Regions from separate parts of the Homo sapiens genome. Here regions 1, 3 and 4 are each linked to region 2. Evidence: chromatin contacts called from ENCODE Hi-C or POLR2A ChIA-PET data. All regions are on one chromosome and are shown on one strand. Each heading gives the region's core, a stretch centred on a gene start or an enhancer-like site at or near the end of the contact. The rest is flanking DNA. Distances are from core to core; before and after follow the strand shown. Region 1 overlaps OXNAD1 (oxidoreductase NAD binding domain containing 1). Region 2 has its middle 97 kb from the start of PLCL2-AS1. Region 3 has its middle 44 kb from the start of OXNAD1. Region 4 holds the start of TBC1D5 (TBC1 domain family member 5).

Region 1 (2,700 bases), core at 71-2,570, 870 kb after region 2:
AGACAGTGCTTTGCACAGGACACAAACATTTCCACAGAAAGGAAATATGGAAAACAGATCATTACAATTAAAGTTTCCACTTTTCAATATAATGACTGCTAAACCATTTTTGAAGGGTAAATATGTTGCCCGCCCCCTAAAACAGGCAAAATGCATTTAATGTGTATCATCGAACATGTGCAAAGATTGCAGTAAATTGCTTCACAAACCCAAATTATTGCAATCAGCATCTTGTTTTCTAGTTCTAAATTCAAAGGCAAACTATTAACACACAAGACTGCTAACTCTTGCTATTATCACACTTGCTATTATCACACATCCTCCTTCTAACAAAACCACATTTCCAGATGGACTGCCAAAATTAGTCAAGTGACTCCTAAGAAACACTATCAAGACTGACATGCCAGAAATCCATTTAGAAATGAATGCTTTATTAAAATAAAGGACACACACACCCAAACACACCTTTCCTAGGGAAATTCAAGTTGCTTTCCTTACAATTGAACTTGAATTGAAGCTCAGGGAGGCCCCATTCGGAGGAAATGTTACCCAGTCAGCATGCTGATCAGTCCCGAGTCAAATGGGACAGACTTATGATTTGTGTGGGGGTTCTGGGGAGCTGGGCCTGACTGGGGAATCCTGATAACAAATTAGGCAAAGTATTTAAATTCAACCCAAATAAGGTACATATGATAGACAAATTCAGTCAAGAGGGTAGTGAGCCCTGTGATGACATCACTAGTTCCTCTTCTCTTCAGGATACTTTGTTTACTCTGCATTGGACACGAAGAAGACTACTTTTAAAAAACCTATGAATCTCCTGCAACACGTAACTCAAGGAGATTAGATTACTGAAGTGCATTCTGTTAGCAACCATTCCTGAAGAGTCTAATTATCAGAGCTGTCAGTTCCATGGGCCAGAACTAGCTTTGTTTGAATGTGGAAAACACAAGACAGCAATTTTCATATACGACTGAGGGAGCCACGGGCTCAAAACCCAAGTGGGCTCTGAGGCCAGAAAAGGAATCAGATCCTCTGTGCCAACAAAGGCTCACCCTGAGCAGATATGATTTAGAATTCCTCTTCCTCAAGGGAATGGCTAGCCTTTTCCAGGAGAAAAAATAATACCTTCTATCTGATGGCACCTTCTTGAACATACATACATGGAACACAGAAAAGTCACTTACCACTGGCCAGCTTTAAAGGAAAAGTCTTGATCAGCAACAAGCAAGCGGAGGCTCTTCACTGACGGTGACTCACTGGCAGCTCCACACACCTTAGCTGCTGACACAATCTAAAACCAAAAGATGAACTGTGGCTGAGGTTAGTGCGTACACAGCACAAGGGACAAATGGTGGCATCCTGAGAACTAAGGTTTTTGAAACCTACAAAGATGTGGTTTTTGAAAATTGCCAAACAAGGTAAAACACACTTTGCTTTAGTTCAGCCTACCACCATGTGAATACATTTTAATTAACTTTTTTTTGAGAGACTTGCTATCATACTAATTTAATTTTATCCTACATTCAAAAATCATCTATTCAAGGGATCTTTTAACCGGCATTTATCTGATGAGTATCCACAATGTGCTGTGCACTGGGCTAGGCACTCTGGGAAGAGCTCAGGGAATTGGAACTCTGTAAACAAGCCAGGGTCTTATCAAGGAGCTGCCGTTAAATTCTCCATCAGCACTGGGCAAAGTGAGGCCCACTCTTGCTTCTGGGGGTGTAAGGAGCCCACAAAGAGCTAATTTCAGAAATCAAAAGCAGGCACTTAGAAACTTTTAACAATTTCACAGAACAATCTTGTGCCTATTGAGTCTAGTAACAGAAAACAAAATGGGTTTGCATTCTTCATGTCTTTGTTTTTAATTAATTTTCAAATTCATTTTTTATCACACGATATTTTATAAAATGGAAACAGATCACAATCTTAACAATAAAAAGAGCCCTTCCCTACAGATAATTTGAGAAGCACTATTTTTACATGATGTATCTGATTTCTGGAAAGCCTTGAATAGGTTTGACTCGGGAGCTATGCAGGTATGTGCCATTCATGGCTCAACACCCCTCAAATTCAAAAGGTATCTATTTCCTTTATTCTTTCATCTGCTTTGTGTTTCTTTGTCCTGTAAGCCTGGGACATCTTCACAAGCAAAGAAAAAAGACAACATGACTCTTTCCTTCCTCAACCTTCTATGTCTGTTCATCTTTACTTGTGGCAGCAAATCAGCAACTAACCAAAATATAGCCCTCTCCTTGGAAAGTGTGACCTTCACAGCTCCACCAAAGGGTGCTTTGGAAATCTGTCAAGGTCAATGAACGTCCCATCCTAATGCTAGCTCATGCAGGCCCTCTACTCCAATAGGACTACTAAATCTCATCAAACTATTAGTGGAGACCATTTTCAAAAATCCACTGGATAATTCTCATGATGGATGGTGGTCTCTCTCACCACCTCAAAGTATCTTCTAGTATTATCTACCTTTCTCTCCCTCCTGCAAAATACCTAACCTTTCTTTCTCCATATTTTTGTCAACCCTCTCTTGCTCCTCTCCTAAAAATCAACTGGGGTAATTTTCCATTACTGACCCTCTACCTGCACTCTTGGTCCTAGTCCTGCCTACTCTCTCAGAAACACTGCTCCATCAGCAACCACCAGCCCTTTCCTTCATGTTCAATTTTCCTCCCTTTAGTACAT
Region 2 (2,700 bases), core at 194-2,693:
TGGCTATTTCCTGATAACTCTGACTAGCAGGATCCATCTCTTGTAAACTCTCCCATCTTAGGACTGTACACGTTCTCCAGGCCTTTGTCCTACACCTCCCTGCATTCTGCTGAATATATTCATGTCCAAGTCCAGATTCTGCATTTCTTATCTTGAAAAGAGGGACTCTGAGCCTTAGCTATTTATTTACCCATATTTATGAGCCTACCATGTGCCAAACACTGTGCTGGGGGCTGGAGACATGCAGTGAACAAGATGGATAAGATGCCTGTCCTCAGGGAGCTTGCAGTCCAGTGGGAGAGAAAGGCAATGCCCAGTGAATGAATGAGATAATTTCAGATGGGAAGGATGTGGCAGAGACCCTTCAGGAAGCCCCAGTTCCCTTTCCCCCTGGGGAGGGACACAACTAGACCAGCCTCCCTTGAAGGGACTGAGCTTGGGCCACTGGAGTGTGAGGGGTGAATATGAATATGTAGAGGAGGAGGAGATGAGTAGATGACTCTGGGAGCCCAGAACGGTGGGGTGGGGGAGAGCGCAGAAACCACCTCCTCCCCAGATCTTGAGGACCAGCCAGTCCCAGGTTTTTCCTAAACCTCTTTGTCATTCTTTGCTTTCATTCCCATAAACGTTGCCCCTCCCACAAACATCACCCCTGGGGAAAGAGTCATAATCAACTCTGATCAAATCCCAGGCTGCTTACAGGTTGGGGAAAGATAGAAGCCAGTGTCAACCAACCCCAGTTCATTCAGAGATGTTAGTGTCCATCAGACACCAGTGCCGTGAGCCCTGCCTGCCTGACTCCTCCCTCAAGGTGCCAGGGGTCCATCTATCCCGCTGTCAGCCAATCAAGAGGGGACTATGAGCAAGACAAGCAAGCTCCAGGAGCCTCCATTTCCCCGTCGTTAATATTGGGGGGTGGGGCTGGGGCAAATGCCTAGCTTGGCCACCTCGCAGGGGTGTTGCAAGGGTATTAAGCCTGTCAAACTCCAGGCCCTGGGTCTGGCTGTCACCTGCATTAACTCCTCCCAGTCTCCCCATGGGGGCCGGTGATGGGGAAGGCAAAGCCTTGGGCTGATGTGGCCACATGTGTGCAGACAGCCCAGAAGCTCTGCCCCTCAGGACTTTCCCTCCCCCAGCACCTGAATGGCAGGATTTGGGTGGCTTCTAACTCCTGGAGGTGACAAGCTCTGCATGATCGCAGCAGCCGCTGTGCTTCCATCTACCGTGCAGCACCAGCACCAGGGACCAAACTCACCCTGTCACAAGATATGGAGGCATGTTCCTGGGCATGTGTGTGACTCACCCAGTGTCGCAGCGGTGGTGCGTGGCAAGGCTGCCGCTGGGTTTCTGAGAATCCTGCACCTCAGAGATTCAGAGAAACTCAGACTTTCAGAGAAAGTCTGTCCTGTCCGCTGTCAGCAGAGGCGTTAACCACAGAGCTTGCAGTGGGAGCCCCGAGAACTAGCTCAGCAAGGCCAGGCAGAGTTCATCCTTCCTGTCCCTGAGCTGCTCTGGGGCTGGAGGCCTCATGAAGCAGAGCCAGATGTTAGCTCTGTCCCTGGTGGCAGTGTGGACGTGGCAGACAGGTGAGAGATGGGCCTGCTGGAGTCGAACTGGGGATCCACTTTACCGGATTCCATGGGAACAAAGCAGATACAGGCCTCATGTTATGACCCCTCCTGCGTAGGCTGGGTTTGGTCCCAGCTCGTCCAGGAGACAGTGGGTAGGCCCCACTCTCTCTGACACTCCATCTGAAAAATAAGGAGGCTGGGGTAGAGCTGGCTTTTTTTTTTTTTTTTTTTTTTTTGAGACGATTCTCGCTCTGTTGCCCAGGCTGGAGTGCAGTGGCACGATCTCAACTCACTGCAACCTCCACCTCCTGGGTTTCAAGCAATTCTCCCACCTCAGCTTCCCGAGTAGCTGAGATTACAGGTGCCCACCACCACACCCGGCTAATTTTTCTGTATTTTCAGTAGAGATGGGGTTTCACCATCTTGGCCAGGCTGGTCTTGAACTCCTGACCTCATGATCCACCCACCTTGGCCTCCCAAAGCGCTGGGATTATAGGCATGAGCCACCACGCCCAGCCGAGCAGGCACTTTTTTCAAACTTTTTTGACCAGACCCCACAGTAATAAATACATTTTATGATGAAATTTGACTGGCTTAAAAATATATTCCATGATATATTAAATAGGATTGTGTCTGCTGCTATATAACACACAGGTTCCAAAATGTCAGTTGCTTAAAACAAGAGAAGTCCATTTCTCACAGACATAAGTATCAAAGTGAGGCTTCCTGGTTTGTGTGTGACTCTCCTCCATGCAGTGATTCAGGGACCCAGCCACATTGAGGCTCCATCCTTTAGGACTTTCCCACCAATGTCAGAGACACTTTGACTAAGAAGTAAAGTGTCACTTTTAATCACATTCCACTGGGAAAGCAAGTCACCCAGCGGCCCACCTAGACACAAGGGCAGCCCCTTCCTAGGGACACACTGATACTATGGAGAGGAGTACAGCTTTGCTAGCCAGTCAGCTGCCTCTACCCCCATACCCTAACCCCTGAATACACACACCATACACACCCTGAAACAGAAGGCTCGTGAAACAAACATCCTCATACCGCATGCAATACCTTTCTCATTCTGATACCTCCTCCCCTATTTTATTTGATTCTATTTTACTTTCATAAGTGCTGG
Region 3 (2,700 bases), core at 1-2,500, 840 kb after region 2:
CAGGCTGGAGTGCAATGGCACAATTTCGGCTCACCACAACCTCCACCTCCCAGGTTCAAGCAATTCTCTTGCCTCAGCCTGCCGAGTAGCTGGGATTACAGGCATGCACCACCACGCCCGGCTAATTTTTACATTATTAGTAAAGACAGTGTTTCTCCATGTTGGTCAGGCTGGTCTTGAACTCCCGACCTCAGGTGATTTGCCCACCTTGGCCTCCCAAAGTGCTGAGATTACAGGCGTGAGTCACCGCGCCCAGCCCCAAATGATTTCTAATGGTAATGTTGGCAATTCCAGCAAAGCCCTGAGCCAGGAATTGGTGGAGAACCACCCTGGTTGTCAACTGTAGGGACTGGGTCTTGAAGAAAGAGTAGAGATATTCATTCATCCAGAGACAGTTTTAAAACATGATCCCATGTTGCTGACTGGCTTTTCATCCTTTAATGTGGTAAAACTTGTGTATTTAAATGTGTTGCTCACTAGTCATTAAGTTCAGTTTGGATTTGGATTTTTCTGTGGCCTCTAAATAATATAAAGGCTTAAAGATAGTAAGAAATATATTTCACTTATTAGGGTGAGCATTAAAATGCTTCCTATAATGGACCTCTGATTTCATGAACCTTCAGTCCTGGGTACCTCCTATCTTGTTGATTGTTCAATGAAAAAAAAACAAGAGAATCAACTTAGAAGAAAGAACAACTAGCAAACTTACCAGTTTCTAGGTCCACAAAATGCGTAAGTTAATAACTGTCTAAAACACTTCCTTTTTATGAACCTGGGGAACTATCAATCCAGTCCCTGTCTCAGTCAAGTACACCTTAAGCCCCAATGGGCAAATGTCAGTTTTATTTCTTACTAACGGTAATTCCACTATTTCTCTTGAGCCCTGACTCCAGAATTTAATCAGCAGTATAGTCCAAAAGTCCCCTGTATCAAACCAAACTTTTCCCTTGCTTCAGTCCAAGACAATGTCTTCTTATTCTGTCAACCCCAGAGATACAAACAATAGTCATCCCAAGAATCAATCAAATATTTGAAGAGAGTTAAGATACTCCTTAGACATCTCTCAGTACAGTCAACCTTGATCTCTAAGGCCCATTTTTCTATCATGAAATTATAGAAAGGTAAAGCTGAAAGCAATTTTAAATTGCATAGTCCTACCCACAGCGACAGATAAGGAAAGCAGGTTTCAGAGAGAGGTGGAATGAGTCACACAGGAAACAAGTTGTAGAATGGGCATGATTTAGGTCTCTTGAAGCCTGGTGTCATGTTCCTCCCACCATCCCACACAGCCAACCAATCTGCCTCATTTTTTGTTTCTTCTCTCTGGGCTTCTATAGTCTCTAAGACAGACAGGCCTACGGAACAATCAGAAAATTCAATCAGAAAATTGTTAGTTAAAAAAATCACCTTTCATCTAACTGATTAGGGGAAAAGACAGACAGGCCTACGGAACAATCAGAAAATTCAATCAGAAAATTGTTAGTTAAAAAAATCACCTTTCATCTAACTGATTAGGGGAAAAAAAATACTTAAGTATGAGACTGAGGGTATCTAATGTTGGCTAGAAATGGGCACTTTCATACCCTGTTAGAATATAAACTGATTAGGCATTTTATAGGGTAACTTGGTAATACTAGTCAATTTTTTATTCAGAAATGGCACTTCTAGTAATTCTACAGGAGTATGTGCAGAAAAATTATACAAACAGGTTTACTGCAATATTGCTTGTAATAGCCAAAAACTCCAAACAATTTAAATGTCCATCATGGAGATATGGTTAAGTATATTATGGTATATAGCAAGAATTTGAAGTGTATTAAAAGAAAGAGAGACATAGTTGTATAGGTACCCACAGTTGTATATGTATACAAGATTAATATACCATAAAATTTCTAAAAGGATACCCAGCAAGTTTTTTATACAGAAGTTCCTTCTAGGCAAGGGAATAGGATGGGGGAGAAGAGAACGTCAGCATTTTAATCTATATAATTTTATTTAATATTTGTGGTCACATTTATTAGGTAATTAAAAAATTATTTAACAATTTTTGGTCATATTTATTAGGTAATTAATTTTTAAAAAGGAAGAGATAAAATCTTGTTATGCTCAAATATAGCAAAATAGGACATGGGGATGAGCTGGAAGGGGCCAGGTTAGGCTGATGAGCTCCTGCAGGTTTTAAGAATTCAGAACAGACCATATGAAGATGGCTGCTCAACAACTATAAAAGTTTGGATTTCTGGGCACGAAACATTTTAAAATGCATGCCTTGATTTTATGGCACATTAGGAGGTATCTACATGTCATCACCACACTGCTAGCTTATTGTATGTTAAGAAAGAGTAATATTAAAGACCAGACATCTCACTGTTTAAGATGAGAACAGTATACTTCTTTTGAGTTTTAAAATAAAATAAGATGAAATAACGGCTCTCAGGTTAAATTATCAGATCATCTGCAATAACCAGGAATGGAGGAAATTGCTGTTTTCCATTCAGACAGGAAAAAAAAAATAGGAGCAACAAGACATGCCCTTGGATCATTTGACAATCACTGCATCCACACGTGTTTGTGCTGTGAGTCCCATATAACAATCCTCCTACCCTCCAGAGCATGGGTGCAGCCTTTCCCACTCTGCTACCCCTGGGCCCCTAAGATCCATCATTCCAGTGACTCACCCAGTCATCCATTTGCTATAGC
Region 4 (2,700 bases), core at 103-2,602, 590 kb before region 2:
ATACATTCATCCCAGGATTTTCTGTCATTTTGTTGCTAGCCCCATTTCTTGACTATCATCTCAGTATTCACCAGTCTAACAGTGATGATGACTGGTCTAGCCAGAACTCCCAATTAGGGAGTTTTTACATTTTATTTATTTGATAAATAAATAAATCTGGCCGGATTAAATCTGGCCACAGGCACTAACTTAACCTGTTCAGTTTCTGCAACAGAAAGAGGGGCAACAGAAAAAGAGGGATCTCTGTGTGAAGTGGGGTGTTTGTCCACAAAGGTCTCCCACACAGGCATCTTCCTCTGAAGCTAGATAACCTTCAGAAATCTGACCTTTCTCTGACTTGGTTTCCTTTTCTGGACTAAACAGTATCAATTTTCGTTGGAGCTCTTTGTGAAGATAAGCTAATAAAATACCATAAATCTCTTTTACTAAGTGAAGCATTTACCACTCTAATTAACATTATGATTTAAAGGCTTTCATACTGGGGAAACAAACACCACCTTCCCACGTGCTTGGGTTAAAGGGGATCTTAAATCATGATTATGCAGAGACCAAGGGCAACGATAAAAGTTTTAGACATTCCCTGTGTTCTGATAGTCATCAGACGTTTAGGGAGATACTACAACACTGAAGACCCTGTCCAAGTTTATGAGATAAAGATAGAAACCACAGTCTAGTATTGTGGGCTTGTGAAAAAATAACTCCTAACCTTTATCTTTCTATGGGTTGTACTACAAGGTAGGTCTGCACAAAGTGCTAGTGACTCCTCTAAAGTAGGCAGGGGTAAGTTTCACGGAGAAAGTGACAGATGAGCTGAGTTAGAAGCCTACTCAGCCACAGAAAAATGTGGCATGGAAGGCCATTTACCTGTGACAAGGAAATGTAAATTCCTTGGCAGGAGAGCCAGGATCTCAGGAGAGTCCCTGGGACCCTCTGCTCCCCTTCTCAGTCCAACCCTGGGAAGATAGTTGGTGGATGTGAACCTCTGACTAAGACCCAGGAGCTGGTTCCCAGCCTCCAGCCGCGCGCCGGTTGGAAGCAGGGAGAGAAGGGAGGGGTAAAAGCCCTCAGGCGCATGCGCTCAGCAGCCTGCCGGCTCAGCCAAGGAGAGCTCTGCCCGCGGCTCACTCCCCACCTACTCGCTTCTCGCGCCTCGCGGGCCCCAGAAACCCGGACCCGAGAGCGAGCGCGTTGCGCTCGCGCGCAGACTTCAGGTCCCGTGCGGGCGCCTGCGCACGAGCTTCCCAGGCGCGCGGGCCGCGAGGTTATTAGAGGTGGAGCGCGGGGAGGGCGCGCGGCGGGAGGCGGCCGCCGTTACGGCGCGAGCGTGGTCACGTGGCCGCTGGTCACCGCCGCCACCCCCTCCCGCCCTGTTCTCTTTCAGGTCGGGCCGGGCCCGGCCGCTTCCGCGAGCGCCCTGCAGACTGAGGGAGAGAGAGAGAAAGAGGAGGGGAGGAGGAGGAGGATTCAGGGAATAGGAGCTGGGGAGCCCTTCTGCGCCACAGGTAAAATAAAATAATGATGATGATCGTAAAAAAGCCCAAGCCCTCTGAACGCCTCCGCCTTCCTCCAGTGCAGCCCCACATGCAGTCGTTCCCGCCCCGGCCTCCCACTCAGCCTCAGGACAGGTTTCGCCCCCCTTCGCGCCGCTGCTGCAGCCGCAGCCGCCGCCGCCTTCTCACGGGAGGGCCTGAGGGTGCCGCCGCCACGGCGGACGGGTTGCCGCACCGCCCCCCGTTTGTGCGCCTCGGAGTCGGCGTCGGGGGTGGATGGCGGGAGGGGTGGACCCTTCAGCTCCCTGGCGGGCAGGGCGGGCAGGGCGAGCTGGGCGGGGTGGCTGCTTGCAGTCTGCCTGCTTTCCCTGCCCCAGGAGGTCGGGGTCTAGACTGGAAGGCCAACTGCAGTAAAGGCAGGGCCTGGCGGCTGGACTAGTGCTCAACTTCCTACTTAGTAAATTTCCATGTTCATTTGGGCCCCGGGAAGCACGCTTCCTTCCCTAGCCGGAAGCGAAACGGGCCCTGAATCCTCAAACCTTAATAGTCTTTAGAAGAGAGAAGCCTTGACTTCACTTTTGAGGAAGGGAACCGTGACCTGGATTTAGTACGACTTAAGTTTATTCACACGTAAGAAACGGAGGTCTTTCAGGATAAGAGCAAAAAAAAAAAAAAAAAAAAAAAAAAAAAAATTCGCAGGGAGGGCAAATCCCGCTCCCCACCCCGACTTTTCCTGGAAAAACACACAGACCTTCACTACAAGATTCGATTCTACAAGTGACCTAGAATTTGTTCGATACCAGTTACTCGTTTTAGTTACAGGAATTATAATCTGTGTTTAAAGTTAACATCCTGTAGGTTTTTTTCGAATAATAACTTTCTGGAAAGAGTTCATTTGTCAACTCTGAATTGGACAAAATCCTAAGATTTTAACATGCAGGTTTCACACGTTTGGACCAGGTTGCCTGGAATTTCTAGACCCGGTAATTCTTTTGTAAACCTTTATAAGTGTTGTGCTCTTGCACAAAATACTTAAAGCAGGAAGCAATAAATAGGTATTGTTGAAAAATGAGCCTTTGCTATCGGTGGCAAAGAAATTCATTTATATATTGGTTTTTCTCTTTGGGCTTTTCTGATTCCGTGTCTTGGTACTTTTCATACCATATCTCTGAATTCATTTGTAAACTTGAGCATTTTTAATTTTTACAGC

Evidence for each region. A loop is a pair of places that touch in the nucleus more often than their neighbours do. ChIA-PET counts read pairs that join two places held with the same protein, here RNA polymerase II (POLR2A). Pooled maps may share reads with other maps.
Region 1: a loop to region 2 is called in a map of naive thymus-derived CD4-positive, alpha-beta T cell, with 4 times the contacts of the local background. The contact joins two enhancer-like sites. A Hi-C loop is called at or near these places in 1 of 168 maps with a recorded cell type or tissue (naive thymus-derived CD4-positive, alpha-beta T cell) and 7 of 50 pooled maps. POLR2A ChIA-PET finds 5 or more read pairs at or near these places in 3 of 52 experiments (Panc1, activated CD4-positive, alpha-beta memory T cell and activated T-cell).
Region 3: a loop to region 2 is called in a map of natural killer cell, with 2.8 times the contacts of the local background. The contact joins two enhancer-like sites. A Hi-C loop is called at or near these places in 1 of 168 maps with a recorded cell type or tissue (natural killer cell) and 8 of 50 pooled maps. POLR2A ChIA-PET finds 5 or more read pairs at or near these places in 1 of 52 experiments (activated CD4-positive, alpha-beta memory T cell).
Region 4: a loop to region 2 is called in a map of naive thymus-derived CD4-positive, alpha-beta T cell, with 6 times the contacts of the local background. The contact joins the promoter of TBC1D5 here to the enhancer-like site in region 2. A Hi-C loop is called at or near these places in 1 of 168 maps with a recorded cell type or tissue (naive thymus-derived CD4-positive, alpha-beta T cell), 1 of 37 single-sample maps with no recorded cell type and 9 of 50 pooled maps.

The regions. Positions count from the first base shown.
Region 1 is chr3:16,284,936-16,287,635 of GRCh38, reverse strand. It overlaps OXNAD1 (oxidoreductase NAD binding domain containing 1), which reads right to left. Exons shown (of 9, transcript NM_138381.5): 5 at 1,188-1,294. Among named protein-coding and RNA genes, the nearest start is that of OXNAD1, 21 kb to the right of the region's middle. RefSeq lists a silencer at 1,236-1,375. Within about 2 kb of position 1,320, at least 5 of the 41 ENCODE cell types and tissues checked have a DNase peak (open chromatin) inside an H3K27ac peak, as active enhancers do.
Region 2 is chr3:17,150,499-17,153,198 of GRCh38, reverse strand. No RefSeq gene overlaps it. Among named protein-coding and RNA genes, the nearest start is that of PLCL2-AS1, 97 kb to the right of the region's middle. RefSeq lists enhancers at 1,225-1,394, 1,595-1,654, 1,193-1,694, 1,695-1,774. Within about 2 kb of position 1,443, at least 4 of the 41 ENCODE cell types and tissues checked have a DNase peak (open chromatin) inside an H3K27ac peak, as active enhancers do; they include natural killer cell, where a contact is called at or near this core.
Region 3 is chr3:16,308,266-16,310,965 of GRCh38, reverse strand. It overlaps a transcript of OXNAD1 not described here. Among named protein-coding and RNA genes, the nearest start is that of OXNAD1, 44 kb to the right of the region's middle. Within about 2 kb of position 1,250, at least 4 of the 41 ENCODE cell types and tissues checked have a DNase peak (open chromatin) inside an H3K27ac peak, as active enhancers do; they include natural killer cell, where a contact is called at or near this core.
Region 4 is chr3:17,741,283-17,743,982 of GRCh38, reverse strand. TBC1D5 (TBC1 domain family member 5) reads left to right here and starts at 1,352. Exons shown (of 23, transcript NM_001349074.2): 1 at 1,352-1,502. LOC105376975 (a long non-coding RNA gene) reads right to left here and starts at 1,039. Exons shown (of 2, transcript NR_135536.1): 1 at 865-1,039. RefSeq lists enhancers at 936-1,005, 963-1,666 and silencers at 1,126-1,435, 1,666-1,865.